Linked DNA regions of Mus musculus: region 1 is linked to region 2. The links are chromatin loops, found by intact Hi-C in ENCODE. Cell type or tissue: left cerebral cortex. All regions are shown on one strand. Each heading gives the region's core, and the rest is flanking DNA. Links, peaks and the distances in the headings are about the cores only. Region 1 overlaps Dock1 (dedicator of cytokinesis 1). Region 2 overlaps Dock1 (dedicator of cytokinesis 1).

Region 1 (11,331 bases), core at 3,142-7,141, 57 kb before region 2:
ATAAAAAGCCTCTAAGGCATTACCCTGAGCTGAATTGGATTAAAAAGTTAAGGAGAAATCCTAACAGACCACAGTACAGAGGCCATGATGACCCATTCCAAACCATCCCCAGAAGTTCTGGGGTCACTATAGTGGGTTTCAATTAAATTCTGTTCCAAAGCTGTTACCTGGACTATAGGCAAGTGTGAATTACCTTGTTGTAAACTTGCTTATGGATGTATATTTGCAACAGCCTCTGTCAGAGTCTTGTGATAGTTACCATAAGACTATCACGTATTTGTGGCATGTGTGTGTGTGTGTGTGTAGGTAGGTAGGTATTTATGTTTTTCCTTATATTCATGTGTACGCATGTGTGTGGCGGTCAGAGGTCAACTTCAGGTGCTGTTTCTCATGGTACTGTCTACTTTGTCATCTCAGTCAGGTTCTCTTGCTGGCCTGGAATTTGCTGACTTGTCTAGATTGGCTGGTAGGCAGGCCCTAGGCATCTGCCTTTCCCAACCTTCCCTGTATTAGGATTTAAAAACCATACCACTGTATGGAGGTTTTTACTGTGGAATTTTGGAATATTTTCCTCGGGTCCGCAGCTTGTCTAGCAAGCTCTTTTGCTGACTAGGCTGACTCCCCAGCCCCAGCCATCAAGCAACCATGTCTAAGTACCCTTCCCTCACACCCTTCAGGCCTCATCTGCTAGTTCTGGGTTTTCATTGGGGTGAATCCCTCTATCCCGCTTCCCAAAGCTCCTGGTTTCCATGTAGGCAATGAGCGTCAACTGTGAGGTACCAGTGAAATGTCCTCATGTCCTCGACCTCCGCTGAGTGCTGTTGTGAGGGACACCTTAGTTACATACGTTAGGAGATATTTTTTTTTTCTGAACTTGTGCCTCCTGTTGAATAAGTACCTAAAACATTCAGCCTTTAGTAACAAATATGTAAAGCAGAAATTCTCCTAGGGATTTGTTTCACGGGAAATGTTCCTCCCCCTTCCTCCCCGTAAAACGTTCTCTCTTTCGTCAGCTACTGGGAATCCTGAAGGATCCTGCTGCTTGTGCCTGGTGCTCCTCTCACCCTGGCTCACGGATGCCTGACTACCTCTTCCCATTTAGCTGCACTGTTTATTTCCGCTTCTGTTTTCCGAGTCTCATTTTCATACACTGTCTTAGGTCTTAATTGAACCAAACAATGTATAGATGATTTGAGTTCAAAATGAGTTAATACTAACCTTTAAAATAATCCATTGTTTTAAATATAGTGGCATACTTTAGTCTGTGTGTGTGTGTGTATGTTTGTGTGTGTGTGTGTGCATCCATCCATCCATCTGTATATATGAGTGCAAAGGCTAGTGTGTGAGTTTGTGTGAGTATACATACATCTGAATGTATAAGTGCAAAGGCATGTGTGTGTGTATGTGTGTATATATACACATGCATCTGTATATATGAGTGGAAAGGCCTGTGTGTGTGTTTGTGTACTTGTGTATGTGAGTACACATGCATCTGTATATAAGGTGCAAAGGCCTGAGAGTGCATATGTGTGTGTGTGTGTGTGTGTGTGTGTGTACTTGTACACATGCATCTGTGTATATGAGTGCTAGGGCTGTGTGTATGTGCGGGCAGGCATCTGTACGTGCACACATGCTTCTGTGTATAAGATGCTAAGGCCTCTGGTGAGTGTGTGTGTGTGTGAGTGTGAATGTGTGTCTGTATGTGTGCACATGCATCTGTATATATGCGTGCTAAGGCCTGTGTATGAGTGTGTGTGTGTGTCTGTAGGTGTGTGTGTCTGTATGTGTGCACATGTATTTGTGAATATGAGTGCTAATGCCTGTGTGTGAGTGTGTGTGAGTGTGCACATGCATCTGTGTATATGAGTGCTAAGGCCTGTGTGTAAGTGTGTTTGTGTGTTGTGTGAGTGTGTACGTGTTCACATGCATTTGTGTACATGAGTGCTAAGGCCTGTATGTGTGTGAATGTGTGTGTTTGTGTGTCTGAACGTGTGCACATGCAACTGTGTATAGGAGTGCTAAGATGTGTGTGTGTGTGTGAGTGTGTGTGTGTGTGTGTGTGTGTGTGTGTGTGAGTGTGTCTGTGTGTGTGTCTGAACGTGTGCTCATGCAACTGTGTATATGAGTGCTAAGGCCTGTGTCTGTGTGAGTGTGTGTGTGAGTGTGTCTGAACGTGTGCTCATGCATCTGTGTATATGAGTGCTAGGGCCTGCGTGTGAGTGTGTATGTGCATGTGCACATGCATCTGTGTATAGGAGTGCTAAGGTCTGCGTGTGTTTGTGTGTGTGTGTTTGCGCGTACACATGCATCTGTGTATATGAGTGCTAAGGCCTGTCTGTGTGTGAGTGTGTGTGTGTCTGTACGTGTGCACATGCATCTGTGTATATGAGTGCTAAGGCCTGTCTGTGTGTGAGTGTGTGTGTGTGTTTGTGTGTATGTCTGTTCATGTACACATGCATCTGTGTATATGAGTGCTAAGGCCTGTGTGTGAGTGTGTGTGTGTGTGTACATGTTCACATGCATCTGTGTATATGAGTGGTAAGGCCTGTCTGTGTGTGAGTGTGTGTGTATGTGTGAGTTTGTACTTGTGCACAAGCATTTGTGTATATGAGTGCTAAGGCCTGTGTGTGAGTGTGTGTGTCTGTATGTGTACACATGCATCTGTGTATATGAGTGCTAAGGCCTGTGTTTGAGTGTGTGTGAATGTGTGTGTGTCTGTAGGTGTGTGTGTCTGTACGTGTATACATGCATTGTGTATATGAGTACTAAAGCCTGTGTGTGAGTGAGTGTGTGTGTGTGTGTGTGTGTGTGTGTGAGTGTTTGCACATCCATCTGTGTATATGTGTTCTAAGGTCTGTGTGTGAGTGTGTGAGAGTGTGTGCATGTGCACATGCATCCATGTATATGAGTGCTAATGTCAGCATCAGACACCTTTCTCCATCACTCTCTACCTTACCTTTGATACAGTTTCTCACCAAATATGAAATTTTTTTCTTTTATTACATTTTGTCATTGGCCCCTAGGTACCTTCCTGCCTTTGTCTTCCTAGCTCTGGGTTTGCTAGGCACCTGTGGCCATGCCCAGCTTTTCATGTGGGCTCTGGGTCCTCGTGCAGGCAAGGCAAGCACTTTATTGAATGAGCCATCTCTCCCAGCCCTGCCTTGAATTTTGATCTCTATAGTAAGTTGTACCCAGCCTAATAAGTGACATATGTGAAGTGTTTTAACCCACAATGACCTTGTAGCCCAGGACAAAATCAGCCTGGAGCGTCTCACCTTGCAGCCAATCAGCATCTGCTGCCTATGTTAGACTCCGCTTCCTAAAAGTGTTCTGACCACTGAGTGGCTGCCCTCAAACCTTTTCGAATGCTTTGACCAAGATGAAAATTCCCCCATTTATGGGTTTTGGTGGTAAGAATCTTTCTGTGTTGGGAGAGCACAGAACGACACCATTTTTCTCATTTGCAGGCTCTGCCCTCCCAAGCAGCCAACTGCTGTCTTCTCTCCTTGTCTGGAAAAGATGAACAGCTGAAATCTTCTGGCTGGTCTATTCTCACAAAGATGCCATTACTTTTATAAAGTAGTCCGTGCCACATTTGTATAAATATTTAAAGTCAAGCCATTTTCGGATGAGATATGGCAGCTACGGTTTTCATGCTTTCTTCTCCGTCTTGGGTCCTGATCCTTAGAACTTTGTAGAAGTTGGCTTTGCCACCCACTCTATGGAATGTGCTGCACGTATGTGGCATGCTCCCAGTGCAATAGTGATAGAATCCTCGAGGTCACTGTGGGAGCCCCAGGGCAAAGGCTGGGCTTCAGCCTAAATCACCTCCAGTTCTGAACCAAGCTGAGAACAAGAAAATGACTCACTTTGGGCACTAATTAGGGTTGTTCTCTGGGAAAACAGCTTCAAGCAGTCTTGAAGATGTGTTCCAGGTTTCTCGGAATGGTTGCCGTACTTACAGATTTACACTCGCAAGGGATTGTGATAATTAATACCTGTTGCCAGCCAGGAATTGTACTCAGTGCCAGCTTAAGCTAAGCTATCATGTGGAAGATGTATGAGCACTCTCTTGTCTGGGGTGTTTCGCAGCAAGAAACATATTTGTACAGATAACTAGAGGGGCTGTGTTTCCAGCCATTAAAGTCTGGCCTGGTCCTGTGGTCAGCATGCCTGTGGGTGTTAACTTGACAGTACATAGCTACAGCAGCCTTGCTTTACCAGAGTGAGCTGTGGACTCTCACACACAAGTTCCTGGGGGCTCAGGTTAGTGAAACCCAGGCTGTTTCCCGCTTTCTCTCACCACGTCTCCCATTCATAGACAGGGAAAGGGAAGATATACCCAGTGGTGGTGGTGGGGTGTTGGGGTTACAACGAGTGATAGATAGGTTGTCACAGGAGGTTGTGCTATATGAACTGGCGTTGGAGGCCAGCCTTCTTCTCTGTTGTATTCTGTTCTGGCTTATGGATTTCATGGTGTCAAGCCCCATATGGGAGGATGGACCTGCCTCTGGGTTCAGTATACTTTCATGTGGGAAAAAAAGGGAGGAAATTACCAGAACATTAAAGCGTAGAATGAAGGCTGGAATATATACTTATATCCCCACTACCCAGCATCAATAATAGTGAGCTCACAGTCAGACTCTGAAGCTAATTTCAGACTATACAGTGTGTGCCTAGATAGCAATTACCCAGTGAATGACATTGTTCCAGACTGAAGATGTAGTCTAGGTCTAGTTCTTATGTTGGCCTGCCCCACCCATCCCCCATCATCTGCCTTGGATGTCCTGTTTTTGCTCCTATGCCGAGGTGAAGGGCCTTGGGCTGATTAACATGCTGTGCATGAGAGCCAATGAATGGGCGGTAATGGCTTCCGAGCCTGGTCTCTGATGTGACTTGCCTACTTGAAAGCTGGCTAAACAGATTATGTGCTGCGCAGAGTGATGACTCTTGAATATCATCTGTGGTGTGGCGCGAGCAGATTTTCAAAGCAAGATACAAAGAGAGGGAAAGGTTGACATCTCATAATTTGTGCATTTGTGGCTTTGTTCCCATGTGATTATGTTGTTGCCCACATATCTGACAAAAGCTGGGAAAAATTAAAGCTTAAATCCTATTACAGAAATGAAAAGTTCTAGTGTAATTAAATCAAACGTCGGAACTGAGTGTGGGATTTATGCCCACCCAACTGTTTTTATGTTGATGGTATGGGAATTGGAATGGAGTGAGTCCACCTGGCTAGCATCACTGTGTAACCTAGTCAAGAGGACTCCCTGTGCTTGCAGGGGGGCTTCACAAAATGGAGGTTCTTTTTGGAACTTTCTCCTTGTACTCATACTTGCTCTTCTGGATCCTCGACTGTGGGGAAGCGTTCTGATTAACACGGAATAGTTTCCTTGTTTTCCCAGACATAGCTTTTCCATTTCCCCACCCTGGTAGGGACCTAGGTGATTGACAGGTTTCATTTTACAGCTTGATCCATGTTTTTTCTTGTATCTGTGCTTGTTTGGTTTTAGAGGGGAGTGTGAGATCGGATGAGTCACGTCTGACCATGTTTGTCTTAGAGTGTAGTAGCAGGTTTTGGTATTGGTAGTGTTTTAATACCCTGGTGGTTGTAAACCTGTTATTTCCTGGCAGGGCTTTGGTTTGTTTGTGGCTATTGCTTTCCTGGTGGCTGGATTCTTGCTGTGAGCAGGACAGGGAAGGGAGCCTGATGGTCTTATACTCCTTCCTTCCCTTTAGCAGATAGACCCTATCCTAGCTGGGTACCCTGGTTCCAGGTAATGCTGGGTAGAATAGCAAGCAAGTCTACGTTGAGTTCCTGTCGCTGAGCCCTCAGTGATGGTCTGTGGCCTGCAAGTGTAATCTAAATAAATCCTGTGCTTTCCAGGTTCCATGTTGACAGAGTCTTTTATCACAGCTACGGAAATCAAACTAAGGGCAGACTCCTTGTCCAACAGTGCTCACCTGCCCTGTGGAAACTCATGTATCCTAAGTTCTGAATAATAGGAAGCCTCTTTAAAATGCAGGGCAAGGGAGTTTAAATGATGTGTTTCACTCTTCTTTTCAAGGTGAATAATTCTCTCAGTGATCAAACAGAGTAAAACTCTTTGCTAATGGTGGAAGCATTCGTTATAGCAGTCTTTCGAAGGCCCTGGGCCATGCCCACATACTTAACAGGACTTTGAGATTAGGAAATAGTGAAGTCAGAGTGCCCTTCACAGTAGCCAGACCCTACATAGAAAGCATCTATCTCTAAAAACTGCCCTGTTCATCTATTTCTGCTGCGTTAGGTCATACACACGAGAAACTGTGTATTCAGAACGTAATAAAACATATTGTTTTAATGCTTTCATCTACCAACAGATCAAAACAGTACTTATTGAGTTTTTCTACTGTGAAAAGCCAAATCTTAAACCCTGAACTATTCTCCAGTAGTTTTGTTAACTTGATAGATGTTGTACACAGAGGAAAAATAGGGGTTGGGGCTAATTTTGCCACAGTCAGTTAATGTCCCACTCATAAGGCATTCTGGAACACTTTAATTAGATAGCTGTGCTGATGACTTCTAATGAATGTTGCCAGCTGCGAACCCTGAAAACTAACTCTTTTAAATAATGCTGGAATATAAACATCCCATTCTCTTTCAAGCTTCCTCCCAACCCCCATGCCTCAAGGAAACTTTCAATCTTTATCTGTTACCCAATACCTTTTCCATCCCTCGCTCTGTAGGTCTCTCTCTGTGTCTTTCATTATATGTGTTTGTCCAGAGGCCACTTGTTACAGCAGTACACACTTTTAGAAATAGCTTATTGAATACAGGAGTTCCTTAATTATACCCATTTGAAGTCCACCATAGTTTATAGATCACCTAACACATATTCAGGAGTTTTAGTTAGCAAGTTTGATTCCTCTGAGAGACTGCAGAGTCATAAACATACAAATGTAGAGTTGGCAAAGACTAATTAACTCAATGTACAGATGAAGGTGTCAGAGTTAAATAAGAAGCCCTGTATGTAAGCAGAGGCCCAGGCAGGGAGCTGTCCAGCACTGTGGTGCTGATTAAGGCTCTGGCTTGTTTCAGATCCATCATCTGCACACTCCTAAAACTGTTTCACGCCCACTGCATGAGTAATTCTCTCTGAAAGCTGAATTTTCTTCAACGCTATATGAAGGAAGGAAAAAAATTACAAATAAATGGATAAATGACCACATCTGTAAATTAAGCATAAATAAATCATATGGTAGTGTTCTTATATGTCTATGGGGTTTTAATAGTATTTCTCTTCTCTTTCTGTGGGGGTGGCAGTAGTGGGGGTTGTAGTTTCTGAACAGATTGCTAGAGCCATCAACTCTTTATGGTGTTATTAATCTACATATTAGCCTCTGTTGACCCTACTTTGAGCCCACTGCTGCCAGGCTCCTGTTTCTGTTCTTGTATTTAGATGTAGGAAGAGCAGTCTAAGAACTGGCTGTCCTCATTTGTTTTGTACCTAATCATGCTATCACTAGGTACATGGAACGCTTGATTCTGTCTAGGCCTGAACATTTAGCTCTTACTGTTATCAGATGTTGTCCTGGACCAGTGGAAAGTCTGCACCTGCCAGGATTTTGTGTCATGACTCTACCCTGCAACAGCCATTACATAAATCTATTGCTAAGGGCACAGACCTTCCTCCAGAGTGAACTGCCTTCATCTGCAATTTCTTAACACTCATCTCTATTTGCTAGCGCCACCAAGAGTGGCATGTGACTCTGACTAAGTGCTGTGTCTGGCCATCTACTAGATCAGCCAGCAGCATGCACCACCCTACCCATCACCTCCAGACCATGGATCCTGTGTCTATTTTCTTCTCTTATATGTTGAGAATCTTTCCTCAGGGAAGCAGAATTGTAGACTTCCTTGTCAAATCAACAGGCTTCCTCTTTGACCTGCTTCTCTTTACTTAGACAGTAGACTGCTCACATGACCATATTTTCCACACAATCTTTCCTTCTGTTCTATTTCAGTCTAGGCTTTGTGCGTGTGTGTGTGTGTGTGTGTGTGTGTGTTTGTGCGCGCGCGCGCGTGTATTTACATGGACTCATTTTGTAGCCTTTCCATTGGTTTTTCTTTCCCATCACCTAAGGAGACGTCATACCTACAGCAATTCCAGTAGAACGTCTACTATTCTGTTGTACTTCTCCAGTCTCAAAGGTTAAGAGGGTCTACTGCCTAATGCTCATCACAAACATTTCTTCTACTATGCAAGGTCTCATGCCCAAACACAGGAGTAATATATTTGGCCAGGTTTTAAAATGTATTATTTTACATTTATTTATCCTTCTCTGTGTGCCCACACATGCATGCCACAGTGTGTATGTGGACTACTTGTAAGCATGGGTTCCTCTTTCAACCTTGTGAGCCTTGCAGATGGGATTCTGGTCATCAGACTGGGTAGCAATTGTCACTACCCACTGAGTTTTGCTCCCCATTGTTTAACAGTCTTCATGCCTCTCTGCTCGTCTTTCCAATTTCCAAAGCCTCTTACTTGCTCTGTCATCCTCTCAATTAAAATTCCATGACATTAGGTACCTCAAGGCTGAATCACAGATTGACACATCTCTGATCCTTTTAGCACACAAGCAAGTGGCACTGTTCTGACCAGAATACTTTACGAGGTGCTGCCCAGCTGTCAGGAATGGAAATGTTGGACTAGATATCTGTATATGCTCAGTTCTGCAGATCTGCAAACAACATTCCAAAACGGTGGCTTGCTGGTAGTTTCTTCTTCTGACACTGCAAGCTTCGTAACTTCTTACTTACAAATGACTTTGGAGGAAGTGGCTCTGTACTTGACATTTATCCATACCCACATGGGTGTGCACAGGCACGGGCCTTTTATCACCAAGTTCTTTGACTTGGGAGTGTGGTGGCTAATGCCTGCTCAGCATTTGCTTAGCAGTACAGTTGCTGGCTGTATTTGTCACCATGTTCCAGGTTCCTGCATCTGGACAGTCTGGAGATCAGTAGATGGCTTCTGCGACCCCTTCTAGGACAGATAGAGTCTTTGAGCCGCTGCTGCTTAAAGACTCGTGTAGATGGAGGAAATCACTTGAACATATTGAAACACGGGCACAGGGTTCCTAAATGGTAGGGAAACAAGATGATTGTCTATAAAAGATGAATAGCAAGCATTCCCCATTAATATGGCTCTTACTGTTTAATTCTCATTAAAAGTGTTATTCTGGCTTTCGGTTCTATGCAGCACACACAAGGTTATTAAATGCACTTTATGGATCATTTGTTTAATGTGACCGAACTAAAAATTAAGAAGCACATTACTCAGTGTTCATAAAAATGAATGCTTTAAATGGACAAATTCATTCTCATTTTTGTGTCTTATTTTAATGTAGAGCTGTAATGGGGTTATAGACGGATATTCTGCTTGGACATTTATAAGCCGATGATGCCTGTTGAATACCTTTTATAAAGATTAATATTTTTTACTCTGTGCCCATTACCAGAGCATTAATCATCCTGGCTTTGGCCCTCACAGCTGCAGATGAGCAGATGTTGAATGATTGGAGTCTGTGACCATCACAGAACGTGGCGAAGGGAGTGCATGGAAGGTGGTTGGTGTCACCCTCATGGCAATTTGTATAGAATGTGGGTCCATAGCAATGCCTTCCCCTGGCCTGGGTTCTGGGATGAGTTGCCATCCTTGATATCTGAATATGGCAGAATAAAATATAGCAGCTATGCTCTTTGCTGTTATGCCTCCAGTGGGTACTGACAGGTATGAAGAAGGCCTGGGCCCTCCTGTGATAGGGTGAGTGGTCTGAAAGCTGTGGCCTTGAGCTAGCTTCATTCATTAAAGTGAAGAATTGGAGGGGCTTCTCCTCATCTGCTTTCTTACGGCCTTAGCCTGTGCTTCCCACAGACATAGACGATGAGCCCTGGATATCATTTTAAATTCCCTAGTCCTCAGCAAATGTAGTTTGAAGCAATGTAAGTCAGTCATATATTTTATCCAGAATGTCATTGCAGTCTGAATTCTATCTAAAACTCACTAATGCCTTGCTTTATATTCTTTTATCCATGCCGAGTCTGAGAAGTTCATTGTGTTGTGACTGATAGCACAATTTAAATGCTAAATTCGTACTCTATCTGAGACCCTGGATCTTTAGTCTTCAATGTATAATACGATTTATTTTTCTTAACAGTTGTTTGCAGTAACTAGATTAAACACCACTTTTAAACATCTGAACTTGCAATTCATTTATTAAAATTAAATCCAGCTCTATGGTTGTAAACATACACATTTCGAAGGCAGTTTGACAAGATGACCATTTAGCAAAATAGTAATAGAATCTGCCCTAGGGCTTGTTACCTACACAGCCAAGGACTTTTGGCCAGAATACAGTGCTAGGCATGAAATTCCTTCCTGCTGAATAATCCTGAAATCTAATCAGAATGCAGTTAATTACTGCATAGCAGCGCTGCTGCTACTATACTAGTGGATCCACCTTACATAGAAGGTTGGTATTGTCGTATTAATAGTCAATCACAGTTCTCCTATTAATGGGGGAGATGCTCTCCAGGCCCCACCCCTTACTGAGGGTCTGTTAAAAATTGTTAGCTTCTGGAGAGAGACATTTTTTAAGGGGATGGTCACTGGCAGGTTTTCTTTGGTCCAATAATGTTGCACACCTATGCGCAAATGGAAAGTGCTAATTGACTTAGTGTCTTAGTCATTTGTTCTATTGCTATGAAGAATCACTATGACCAAGGCAAGTCTTATAAAGTAAAGCATTTAATTGGAGGCTTGCTGACAGTTTCATAGGGTTAGTCCATGATTATCAGGGCAGGAAGCATGCGGGCAAGTCTGGAGGGGCTGAGAGCTTACGTCCTGATCTGCAGGAAGATGGGGGAGAGAGGCAAGGAGGGAGGGAGGGAGGGAGGGAGGCAGGGAGAGAGAGATGCTGTCTTTATATAGGCTTTTAAAACCTCATTGCCCACTCCCCAGGGACACACCTCCTTCAAAAAGGCCAAACTTCTTAATCTTCCCAAACGTTCCATGACCCATGAATCATATATTCAATCATACAAGCCTATGGTGGCCAGTCACATCATAAAAGGACAGATGATATCCTGTAGGAAGGGGAGTTATTGTGGGTGATGGGGGAGAGGGAAGGAATATGCGTATACACAGATAAGAGTCTCAAATAATGAGCAAATTAAATCCAGTTGTTATAAAGTCTACCCCTTGGATGCAACAATTTGGCTTCGTGTCCACTGACCACCATCCTGGACCGTGCAACTGTGAGTTCTTAGTGCCCATTTTCTTG
Region 2 (11,331 bases), core at 4,197-8,196:
CCTGAACTTGGAGGCATTCCCATGAGTGGATTTGTGTGTGTGTGTTTAATTTTTAAGTAAAATAAATTGTTAGTTAAGCCACTATGTGCCCCAAATAGGTTGAACTGAATCTCAAACCACCAAGAAGCCACCTTTTACCTGGCTGAAGGATATTCCACTGACAGGCAACTGTTCCCTTGCCTAGGAATTGGAATTTATGGGCTGGCGAGATGATTCAGTGGTTAAGAGCACTGACTGCTCTTCCAAAGGTCATGAGTTCAAATTCCAGCAACCACATGGTAGCTCACAACTATCTGTAATGAGAAACAAATAAAAAAAAGAAAGAAAGAAAAAAGAAAAAAAAAAAGAAAGAAAACCTATGGGCTGGAGCGAGCAGGTGCTGGAACAAGTAGCCAGAGCAAGAGGGAGAAGGGAAAAGCGGGGGGACTGGTTTGGGGGGGGGTGACTGGAACTTATAAGCTGTCAGTCACCTTAGCTTAAGTCTTCTTTTAATCTGTGGTCTCACATGTTTTCTGACTCAGTATAGACATAGAGGCCCCATACTTCATGTCTGCTTCCTACTATTATTTCTATTATTATCTCTGGTGCAAGGCCTGGCATGCCCTGAGTGCCCCTCACTTCCTAAGCCTAAGAGAGATTCTTGGAGGGGCTGTCAGTGAAGAAGCTATAGTCGGGGTTCATCTTGACCTCGTGGTTAACATCTTTGAATGTAGTTTCTCCCGTGGGTTTCTGGTTTTCTCTGCCTTGGAAGGCATTGTTGGGCTGTTAGGAGTGAATATATTAATTTTCTGGATCAAATGGTCCTCAACCCGCGAATCGGGACCCCTTGGGGAGGGTGTCAGATGACCCTTTTACAGGGGTTGCATTCCAGATATATTCTGCCTATCTGATATTTACATTAGAGTTCATGACAGCAGTAAAATTACAGAAATATAGTAGCAATGGAAACAGTCTTATGGTTGGGGATCAGCCCAACGTGAGGAACTATATTAAGGGCCACAACATTAGTAGGCTTGAGAACCATTACTTTAGAGTGTCTGGGATGGGTTAGCTTAGAGGCAGGAGGAGTGGTCTCCCCACAGGGCGCTGCTGGTGCTGCAGTGCCCTGGGCAGTGAGGCCCTTCAGGCAGCTGGTCAGTGACTGCCCAACTCAGGAAGCCCAGAGTGGCTACAGGGAATTTCCACTGTTTCAAGAACTGGTTGGGTTTTTAATTCCATATCCAGCTTGCCCTGTTCTCAACCTTTAACAAAAGCATCAGTCATGCAGGTAGCCTGTGTGACCTAGCACTTCCTGAGAAGAGACCAGAATAATACTGAGAACACTGAAATAGGCAGGGTAATTCTTGGCATTCACGCCAGCCGTGTGAGCAAATGCCGCCTGTGCTGCATAAAGCAGAGGGAGTTGCGTGAATTGCCCAAATGTTTTACGGGGGACTAAAAAGCATGATTGTGAGGAAATCTTTGTGCAACCATTTCCTTACAGAAGGCATCCTTTCCAACGCTGTCCATAGGTCCTACCCTTTTATCCTGTCTCCATTGTGAGCTCTTATAGACGGGGGCTTCCTACAAACCTTACTTAAGTCTCTGCCACTCCTACTTTGATGAAGACCCAACTGAAGCTCAGTTGCCTATGAAGAGACCTTTCTCTGCGCAAGCCTTTCAGGCACACCTATGAGCAAATGAGATAAATGGGAGAGTCTCGTAGGAAGACCAACTTGGAAGGGTCTTAAGGCACACATGTCTGGCGAAGCACACATCACTCCATAGAGAAAAAGCCACTAGATAAAGAAAAACCCCATCAAGGATATTACATATTAAGTACAGTCCACGATATGTAGAGGCTGCGGGTCAGGCTCAAAGATCATCACTTTCCCCTTACACTGTCCAGGCATCACAAGAGAAGGTCCATGACTCTCAAAGGCTCATTTATATCCCAGAAAGCACTATGGGACTATGGGTATAAGATATGTCACATAGATGCAGTCATGGCTGCAGTGGGTCTACCTCCATTAGGAGCTCCTTCTTAATACTGGTGACTTCTATCCAGAACCACTCAGTGCTTTACTGGGCAAGACAGGCAAGCAGAAGCCTTGACACCGGGCCACCACTTCATCAGCCTCTTTCACAGTCAATGAGCCATTGGTTTGAGACTATTTCCTAGGGACAACTTTGGATATTTTAGCTTAATGGACTCTTTAATAATTTGTCATTTCACACAAAGTGAGTATGTAATGATACATATATGGATGGCAAGATGGCTCAGTGGGCAAAGGCACCTGCCACCAAGCCCAGGGACTTCTATCTCCACGAGCCATGTGGGGGAAAGAGAGGTGATGGCTGCAGGTTGTACTTTGTGCCCCCAAACACACGCAGAGGGAAATAAATAAAATATAATTTTTTCATGGACTAAAAATGAATGAGCATAGAGGAGAATGCACCTCCTGATGTTCTAACTTGGGATGCAACCGACACGATCCTCCCTAGCCTCCATAAGATATACAAATCAGGGTTTGGCTTGGGTGATCAGAGAAGCGGGCAATGTTTACTCTCAGGATTTGGGAGCTGATGAAATTGCCCCACAAGGCAGTATTTACACCAGGGAAACGGGCAGGTACTACCCTTCTCCGCAGCTGTTATAGGTGTCATAGTGTGGAACTGGCTATGGCTGGCCCTTTAACCTTTGGAGACGCCTTGGAACCTCCATCTCACAGCTTCTGCTTTGTCTCTTAGAGGCTGCTTCCCTCTGTGATATCCCCATATAGACAAGGGAAGTGGAAAATTTGAGTATTAGTTAAATTAATGATCTTGGTCCTGGAGTGGGAATGGCCACCATCAAAGTAAAGTAACCTTAGATTTTGAAACTTCTTGATTCCCTGTTATGTTTGCCAGTCAGTTCCCTAAGGTAGATGCGAATGAGTGTTCTAGAACCTGATATGAGAAGTTGCCACACTGTGGATCTGCATTGAGAACCTGGGCTTGTTCTGTATGGATGAAGAACTAAGCAGAGGTTTTAAAGGTGAGGGAGGGGACCTTGGCCTTGATTCAAGGTGCCAAGTCCTAAGATGGCTAGGACTCTGGGCAAGCTTTGGGATACTGGAGTGGAAGGCTTTCTGTGACAGGAGACCTTTTCTCTGTCTTCTGAGTGACACTATCAAGCTCTTAAATCCTGGTCAGTGTGAGTAGGGAAATGAATGGTCAAGTGTAACTAACGGCAGTCAACTTGAGTTTATGAGATTCATTAGGCACAGGTGGCTATCAGCCACTCTGCTCAGCAAAGAGTCCCCAGGGTGCCCAGGGCAGTGTTGAGTAGCAGCCTTTGTGCTCAGCAGATGAGGTTGCATTTATAACACTGTATTCAGATAAGGGACCCTAAGTGTTCCTCAGGCCCTCTTTCTCCTATGCAAAACCACTGTTTAGTGAGACCAACACTAGACACTCGCAGACATTATCCAGTTCAACATTTTCCACCCGGCATTGGTGACATCCAGTTATTACAAGCTATATCAAAGTTCAGGACAGGTTCCTGCTGTCCTCTGTGTCTTGCTAATGAAACCAGTGCATTGGCTTTTCCTCCTGCCCTGGAAGGCAGAGGCTGTTTCTTCTTCACTACTTGCAAAAAGCAAACACTGACTAATTCACCCACAGCAATCCTCTGAGTCCAGTGAGCTCTGCTACAGTGACAATGTATTACTTGGTTTCTTTTTGCCACACCACTCGTAGCTCACTTCACCCACAGAATAAAGGGGGCCAGCTACGTAGACAAGAAAACACAGCCTCACATCCAAGCTCCAGAGCATAGGGTGGGTTAGATGGTCCAAAGGGCTGTACAAGAGAAGGCTTGGCCAATCAGAAAAAGGTTGGTGAGCCGTGAGCACTGTTTGAAGATGCACAGAACCAGCTCTGCCAGCCTCGCCGACAGTGAGGGCTGGGGGAGATGTGTTTTCTAACTTAGATGATCAGCAGCTGGTCATGTCCAACAAGCCCTTGTTGATTTCTGGACTGTTTAGTAGTCCAAATGGACACCCAGAACAACTCAGGGGTGCGGGTGCCTCCTAATCACCTACAGATCGGGCTTGTCTACAGAGGGGCTCTGCCTCTGTGTGCTCCTGGAAAAGAATGAAAACCAAAGACTGTCTATTCCTTGAGACATGGTCCAGAATGCCCATCCCAGTGACATCATTTATCAGTCGCTAGCATTTCCTTTGCCCGATGCTGTCTGATTTGTTCTAATGCTGTCTTCTATAATGGGACTCCGAAGGGGCAAGTGGCCTCTTATTTAAATATCTTGAGCCAGCGTGCACATTACAATTCAGCAAGACTAGAAAACATCAATCTGAAAAGATCACAAGGAAGACCCATCAGCTCCCTGAATAGACAGGGAGAGATTGAAACCCAAGGCCAGATGGGTAAATGCTAACCAACGAATGAGTATCAGAGGCGAGTGTGCCAGGAAGCCTGGCCTTCAACACACCTGTGACCCTTGTCAGACTGCAGCCCTGACACAAAAACCACCGGCATTAGACTCCTTAGGGCTGGGACATCGGGGCTGCTGATGGGCCTGCAAGTGGTGAGCCCACAGGGGGTAAGATGCAGTGGCCATACATACCCTTCCCGATGGGCTTCTCCTTTCTCCAGCTCCTGAATAACTCCCAGCAGCACTTTGATGGTCTCCTGGCTAGAGCTGATTAAGTTCTCCATCACCTGCAGCTGGGCCTTGAGGTCTACCACCTCTGTGTGAGGCACAATTTGTTGGTGTTCTTCATCCCCTATCCCAGCTGTGGGGCTAGGCTGGTTCTGCAGGGGCTGTTCGCTACATTCTGGGGACAGGTACTGCACCGGGGTTGAGCAGGCCACAGCAGAGCCTGTGGATGCCTGTAGCCCATTGAGGTGGGCGGCTCGCCTCTGCTCCTCATCTGCAGGGCAGAGAGACCACTGGCTGGCAGCAGCAGAGTTTGACAAGCCAGGCTCAGGGGCCCTGGTACTGATGGCAGGCGGATACACAGTGGCGACCTCGGTTTTAAACACCCTTCCGTGGGTGAGTGGAGCCGGCTCCTCTGAGTCCAGGGTGCCCCTGTCAAGCTTAGCTCTCCCCTGCAGCTGGTGGATGGGCTCCTCAGAGGGAGGCCGAGAGTTTTGCAAAACAGCCTCTGGGTAGCCAAGCACATCTGGAGACTTACAGAGCTCTGCACAGTTGACCCCAGAAGGCTGTCCCAGTGCGTTCACGTGCTCATTGGAATGGAAAACCAATGCGGTGGTCTTGTGAATCCTTCCTGCACTGCAAGGCCGAGGCTCCTCCATGGGTCCCGCCTCGCTCTTCTCTTTTGAATCTGCTAGAAACCCATTGTTCTGGCTTTTGAAGGCATCTGCAGCCGGCAGGCCTTTGAGACTGCCTTTCTTGCGGTCCAGCGGGAATGTCTGGTAACACTTGCGAAGATCTGGTGAGGTCTGCACACCGGTGCTCTTGGTGACATTGGGAATGGATCGGCGTGCAGGCACTGTCATATACTTACGATAGGCCACCCTGCAGGACACAGCCTTGGCCTCTCGCTTCTCCCCCAGAGGTCCCGAAGACAGCTGTGTGTCTCTCTGCTCATTCTGGGCCTCACAGATATCCTTAAAACGCACCTGCAGAGCTTTGTTTCGCTTTTTGATCTGCCGGTTAGGGTCGAGGGCATATCTCATCTCCAGGGCCAGGCAGGCGGCGGGCTCCACTTCCCGCTCTGGTGTCGTGAGTATGCATCTGCCAGAGTCCTTGCTGACCATGGTGCCTGCATGCAGAGACAGCAACAGAGGCATCAGTGGGTCAGAAGCACACATGCAAACGAGGCCGAATGGACGTCCAGCCAAATCACAGCTGCTGGCTTCCTAATTATTTTTAAACAGGTGAGGTCGGCCTTTATGTTAAGGAAAATCAGACAGGCGGGGAGTTGCTGGCAGGCACAGCGTGAACTGCTTCTCGATATTAAAGCCTGCTTACTTTTTCCATGTGGGATACACTTGGTTTTCGTTTGATAGTAATGCTTGTTTCCCCATTAGACAAACCTGTGTTACTATATTCATCAAGCAGCCCAACAACTCTGCCGCGTCAGATTTGCAAATTATCTTTTTACATGTGTGTCTCTGCTCCGTAGGCAGATGGTTTACCAAATGCAACTTATTTAGTTTAGGATTTCTACTATTTTTTTTTTAAAGGATGACGTGATTAATCTATTACTGGAATCTAACAGATTTAAAGACTTAATGAATATTCTAGGTCCCTGTATGTCTGAGCAGACAAACAGACATAGAGGGATGCCCTTGTAGGTAGTAACTAGGGTCAGTCAACAAGGACTCTATGGGGAGCCAACCATACTCCTGCACAGGGATATATCTCTGGTGATAAGTCATGGTGGGGAGTGTGGCTTCCAGAAAAGTCAGTCATGAACATTCCGTGGGTTTCCCTGAGTCTACAAAAACAGCAATACCATCTCTCTTCTATGATTTCATGGAGATGGTATTTGGAAATTACTTTGAAAAAATAAATTATTCATTCTAGAATAAAATTTTGTGTTTTGATCACAACCCCGTGGGGGTGGGGGTGGGGGTGGGGGTGGCGGACAACAATGGTATTTGTTCTAGCATTTAAAAGCTGAAAGAAAATAAAATCAGGAGGCTTTTTGTTAATCATGAAGATTCATCTTGGGCTGAGCTATTAAATGCAGCTAAAGAGATGCAGGTGGCCAATGATTCTCTGGGGAATACCAGGAGGGTAAGTGCCTTCCCTTTATTAGATAAGCAGATTCACAGCTGCTTAATGCATACGGAAGAACTTTCTTGGGAGCTGCACTTGAAGCAAGGGGATACAAGGAAACTGGTCCTGGCAGTGCAAACTTCTGACTCCAGCTATGTAGGAAGCTGAGGCAGGAAGATCACAAGTTCAAGGCTCAGTTGGCTACTGAGTGAGTTCAAGAGCAGCCAGGACAGCTTAGGGACCCTTGTTTCAAAATGTGGTAGAATGTTTTCATAATATATATGGGGCCTTCGGTTCAATTCTGGGTCTAACAAAACAAAAGCAAACAGAAGACAGAGCTATGGTGATGCTGTTTGTGAGTAGCTTTTGCCAGACTCCTGACAGTTGAGGATAAAGTTGTCAGCTTGATGGATGTGGGTGTATACGAGAGGTTCAGTTGTTCAAGCCCAAGTGTCCAGGGATGCAAAGACACAGAGATGAGCCAAGGTCAGTAAAAACTGGTTATCCAGCCCAGGGTCAACAGAACTCAAGCTCTGCACTGATGCAGAAGTGCTGTCCCAGTAGCGATGGTGACAGGGGTAGTAGTGTAGGCAAGAGCCTTGACCAGAGACCTGGGGGAGACTCTTGGGATATACCATGGCAGTGGAGATATTTGCAGAGAGGCAAATGCACATGAGGACAGAAGTTGGTGTCACCATTCCTATGGCACAGAAGTATGGTGTGCCACTTGTTCAAGCTTACACAGCAGGTGAGAAAGCCCAGGAAGGCCCTGTCCCACCAAACACTGAGCTCACAGTGTTGCCAACAGATCTACATATCCAACATACAGGTCTAATGCCTCTCCTGTTATTAATCCTTAGCCAGTATTCCAAGCCAATAGGCATCGTGGCTTGCCGAGGGAGAAGAAGAGAGAGAACCCAAGCCCATGACTTAGGGTCATTACATGACCTATTCTGCAGTGGCTTACACCTTGGCTACACTGATCTTTGCCACCTTACAAGAACCCACAGTTGTTTACAGCATGGAAGACTCAGAGGCAAGTCCAATGACCAATTCTTCATAATAATGCTGAAAACTAATGGGTAGTTATATCTGGAGATACCCTAAAGTCATCTCTGCACTCTCTGATTATAGACCAGGGTTACTCTGTGGCTGCTCCAGGGTTCCATCAGGCAGATGACCTGCTAATGGTGGAAGGGAATGCAGAACTCTCAGCAGCCTCAGCCAGCAGCAGTAGTCCTGGCTTCTCCCAAACAGAAGAGAAGCATGTCTTCCTCTGAGTGTGTCAACCAGCCATGTTGCCAAGTGAGTTTCACCACCGTGACAATCCTGCATTAGCCTTTCCAACCATATATTTCCAAGGCAGATGCCACTGGCCCAGAGTTACGTCCTCAGAATCAAGGATTTCAAGTAGGTGCTGGGGATATCTGCAGGCCTCTGGAATCTGAAACTCAGCCTTCGGGACAGTTTTAGAGAGGAGGAATAGGAATAGAATGGACCAGAGACATGATAACATGAATTTCAAAGCTCATATATTGGAGGAGGGGATTATGCCTGGAGGGTGGGGCAGGGAAGCCTCCCAGCACAGATAACCGCTATCTTTCGGAGACGCTTATCCCAATGGGTAAAAGGCACATTCTCAGAAGAAGTTGATGTGGGCAAGAGTATTGGAAACTGGGGACTTAATAAGAAAATTAAATCCCAACCCTCATTGTTTTCTGCGTCTGTTCTTTGGCTTTGTTGCCATCTAGGTGTGTCAGAATGTATTGTGCCATCATTCTGAAGGAGACCTTCAGACTAGGGGAAATTTGAAAGAGAGAGCATTTTTACAAAAAGCAATTTACTAGTAATTTTTCAGCCTTTTCCCTGCCAGTCCTGAAAAATGTGTGTCTGAGTAGGTTTGTCCTGCCTCACTATTCATCATCAGGATTTGCCAGGAACTGAACTGAAATAATTTTCTTACATCACTCCACTGGTTTGCTGAGTGCTAGACCCAACCATCAGACTCATAAAACAAATCAGAGGGATTAATTGCTGGTGGTAAAAGCAAAATAGTAAAAAAAAAACAAAACTCTTCATGCTTTACTGAGTTACTAAGTATGTAAAACACAATTCTCCTATTAGTGAAAACAGTGACAACGAATAAATAAATGGGGCTGGCCCTAGAGCCTTGTGCCTGCTGGGCAGCTTTGAAGATTTTATTTATATTGTCTTTTAAAATTACATGTATATGTACTTGAGTGGAGATACTTAAAAAGGTTATCGGCAATGGGAGCCCCTGGAACAGGAGTGAGAGGACTTTGGGAGTTGCCTGTCATAGAGGCTGATCAAGCTTGGGTCATCTGCAACATGAGTACATACGCTTAACTGCTGAGCCATCTCTCTAGAGTCTAGAGACCATGCATACAATTCTTTGTGCTAACAAATGCCAGCCTGTGCCTGTGCCTTTCCCTCCCATCTTCTCATTTGTCCCTCAGGATACCCTTGCCTGCTGGCAATGCTCCATTGCTAGACTGGGACTATATGAAGGGCACAGCTGGTGGTCTGCACCCTGAGTCCCTTTGAATAACAGTCATGGAAGAAATACCCTGAGCAGAAAAATCTGTCTTTTGGCATAGTAGACTTCAAAAAGTATCAGCTAGGCCAGGCACAGTAGCATGTCCCTGCAACTCCAGAATGCAGGAGCCAGGGGCACGAGGATCACTGCAAGTTTAAGGCCAGCCTAGTCTACATAACAAGTTTTGGGCTATCCATTGATACTTGGTAAGGCCCTTTCTTAATAACAACAGCAACAATAACAATAATAAAGCATCGGGCATCTGAAACATGAATTAGTCACTCTCCTGGTATTCCAATATTCTTTATCAGTTGTGGATCATGGAAGACCTCCAGTAGTCCTGGAACATGCCTGACATTGGTATATAAACTAAGGGTTGCTCTGAAGTTTGAATCGACTGTGACACTTGAATAGTGTTTATAAAATGCCGTCCTGGGGTAAGTTACGCCATAGAGCTAGAGGTTTTGCTCCTTTGGGTGAGTCTCTTATCTGTAGAGCAGTGGAAGTCCATAACGTATATTGGATTTCATGGGGCAATGCTTAGGAAAGTGGCAAGTCATGGTTGGGCTTGCCTAGCTCGGGCAGATCTAGATGCCGGAGAGCTGTATAGAATACAAATGTCTTAATTACTCTCCCAAATTAAGTTTCATAATCAAATATGAGTTGTAAATATATAAACCCTGTAGTTTTAGATTAGCAATGCCCTGTCATCTGTCTCTGTACTGTTTTAAATGAATAGCATAGACTTAAAAAAAAATGTTCAGTTCAATTTGAAGGAGTGAGAAAGGGAAGTTACTAACAGTCTAACAATAGGTAAACAATCAAGTAAATGATGGTGTATGCTCACTCGCTGTGACCATTAAAATAGTAATTATAAGGACGGTTTAATATCTCCACAAAACAGGAGCTAATGTTAAGGGAAAGAAAATGGCCTACCAAGTTTTCCTGGGTAGAAACAAAGCAAAGTGGTCGCTATTGTACCAAAACATTGCCTTTAGGGAGAGTGTCTTTCCCATGTTGATTTGAGGGTGACAGTCAAGAGGGACACAGTTGATTTGAGGGTGACAGTGGAGAGGAGGGGCCCAATGCTGCCACCACACTTTTCCACTTAAGCATCCTATCAGCAGGTTTTTGTAAGTGTAAACCCCCTCTCAGAGAAACCCCCCCGAAAGGATCACGTTGGGGACCAGCAGTCCCCAAAGGCCTTCTTTGATCACGTTGATGGAGAGCTGAATTTTAAAGTTATAATTGTGTGTGTGTGTGTGTGTGTGTGTGTGTGTGTGTGTGTGCGCACGTGCGCTTGTATGTCCAGGTGTATGCTCACCACATAAGTACTTGTATGTACAGACATGCTCACAGGGCTCGGGAGAATTAACAGATCATGCCAGTATTCATTACCACGAAGAAGAAAATTGCCACTGGTTTGAATTTATAATCCAATCGATTTGCCCTGAGCTCTGTGATTAGAGTGTCCAGGAAGTCTGGGGTTTCATCAGCTGATGGGAAAGACTTGCTTCTATTCTGCCACCGCCAAATGTCTCATACTTCCCAGGATTCATATGTGTCCCTGTGGTATGGTATGTGTGCCTTGGTCCTCTGACAGGTGGGACTGTGGGGAAACTACCTGCCTTAGCGTCTTCCATCACTGTGTATAGCCTAAAAGCCAGCAAGCCATCCCACGAGTGTAGAGAGGAACTACAGGACAGCGCTGGCTTCCCAGTGGCTTTCCTGCGGTCGAGGCACCTTGGAGCCAGAGATGCTGGCTGCAGTTCAAGATTAATTGGGTCAACATTTTATTCCATATGCTATGGGAACGCCTGTGCATTAGGCTCCTAGGAGTGGGGGAAAGAGGGAAGAGGATAAGCTGTTCTTGAACATGGATCCTCCCAGTGGGGAAGGGAGGTAGACTAGCTCTCACTCCAGGGACTCCTCTGCAGGGAAAGCTTTAATGTGGAAACCCAGTTTGCAGTCCTGAACCAGTCTTATTCCCCTGAGGCAGAGGTAGCTGTTGAGAGATAGAGATGCTAGACTGTGTCCCAGAACA

The links. Peaks named below come from ENCODE experiments on the same cell type or tissue, not always from the same donor. Only the 100,000 strongest peaks of a DNase experiment are listed, where the experiment ranks them.
Region 1: a loop joins it to region 2, with 4 times the contacts of the local background. A loop is called at or near these places in 2 of 42 quality-filtered maps.

What each region holds. Positions count from the first base shown.
Region 1 is chr7:134,857,333-134,868,663 of GRCm38, forward strand. All of the region lies in intron 25 of Dock1 (dedicator of cytokinesis 1), which reads left to right. Among named protein-coding and RNA genes, the nearest start is that of Insyn2a, 75 kb to the right of the region's middle. In left cerebral cortex, for the core only: no CTCF peak of the experiment used is centred there; DNase peaks (open chromatin) are centred at 4,882 and 7,073.
Region 2 is chr7:134,913,037-134,924,367 of GRCm38, forward strand. All of the region lies in intron 27 of Dock1 (dedicator of cytokinesis 1), which reads left to right. It overlaps Insyn2a (inhibitory synaptic factor 2A), which reads right to left. Exons shown (of 4, transcript NM_001143802.1): 2 at 4,607-5,768. The coding sequence starts at 5,763. Among named protein-coding and RNA genes, the nearest start is that of Insyn2a, 20 kb to the right of the region's middle. In left cerebral cortex, for the core only: no CTCF peak of the experiment used is centred there; a DNase peak (open chromatin) is centred at 6,093.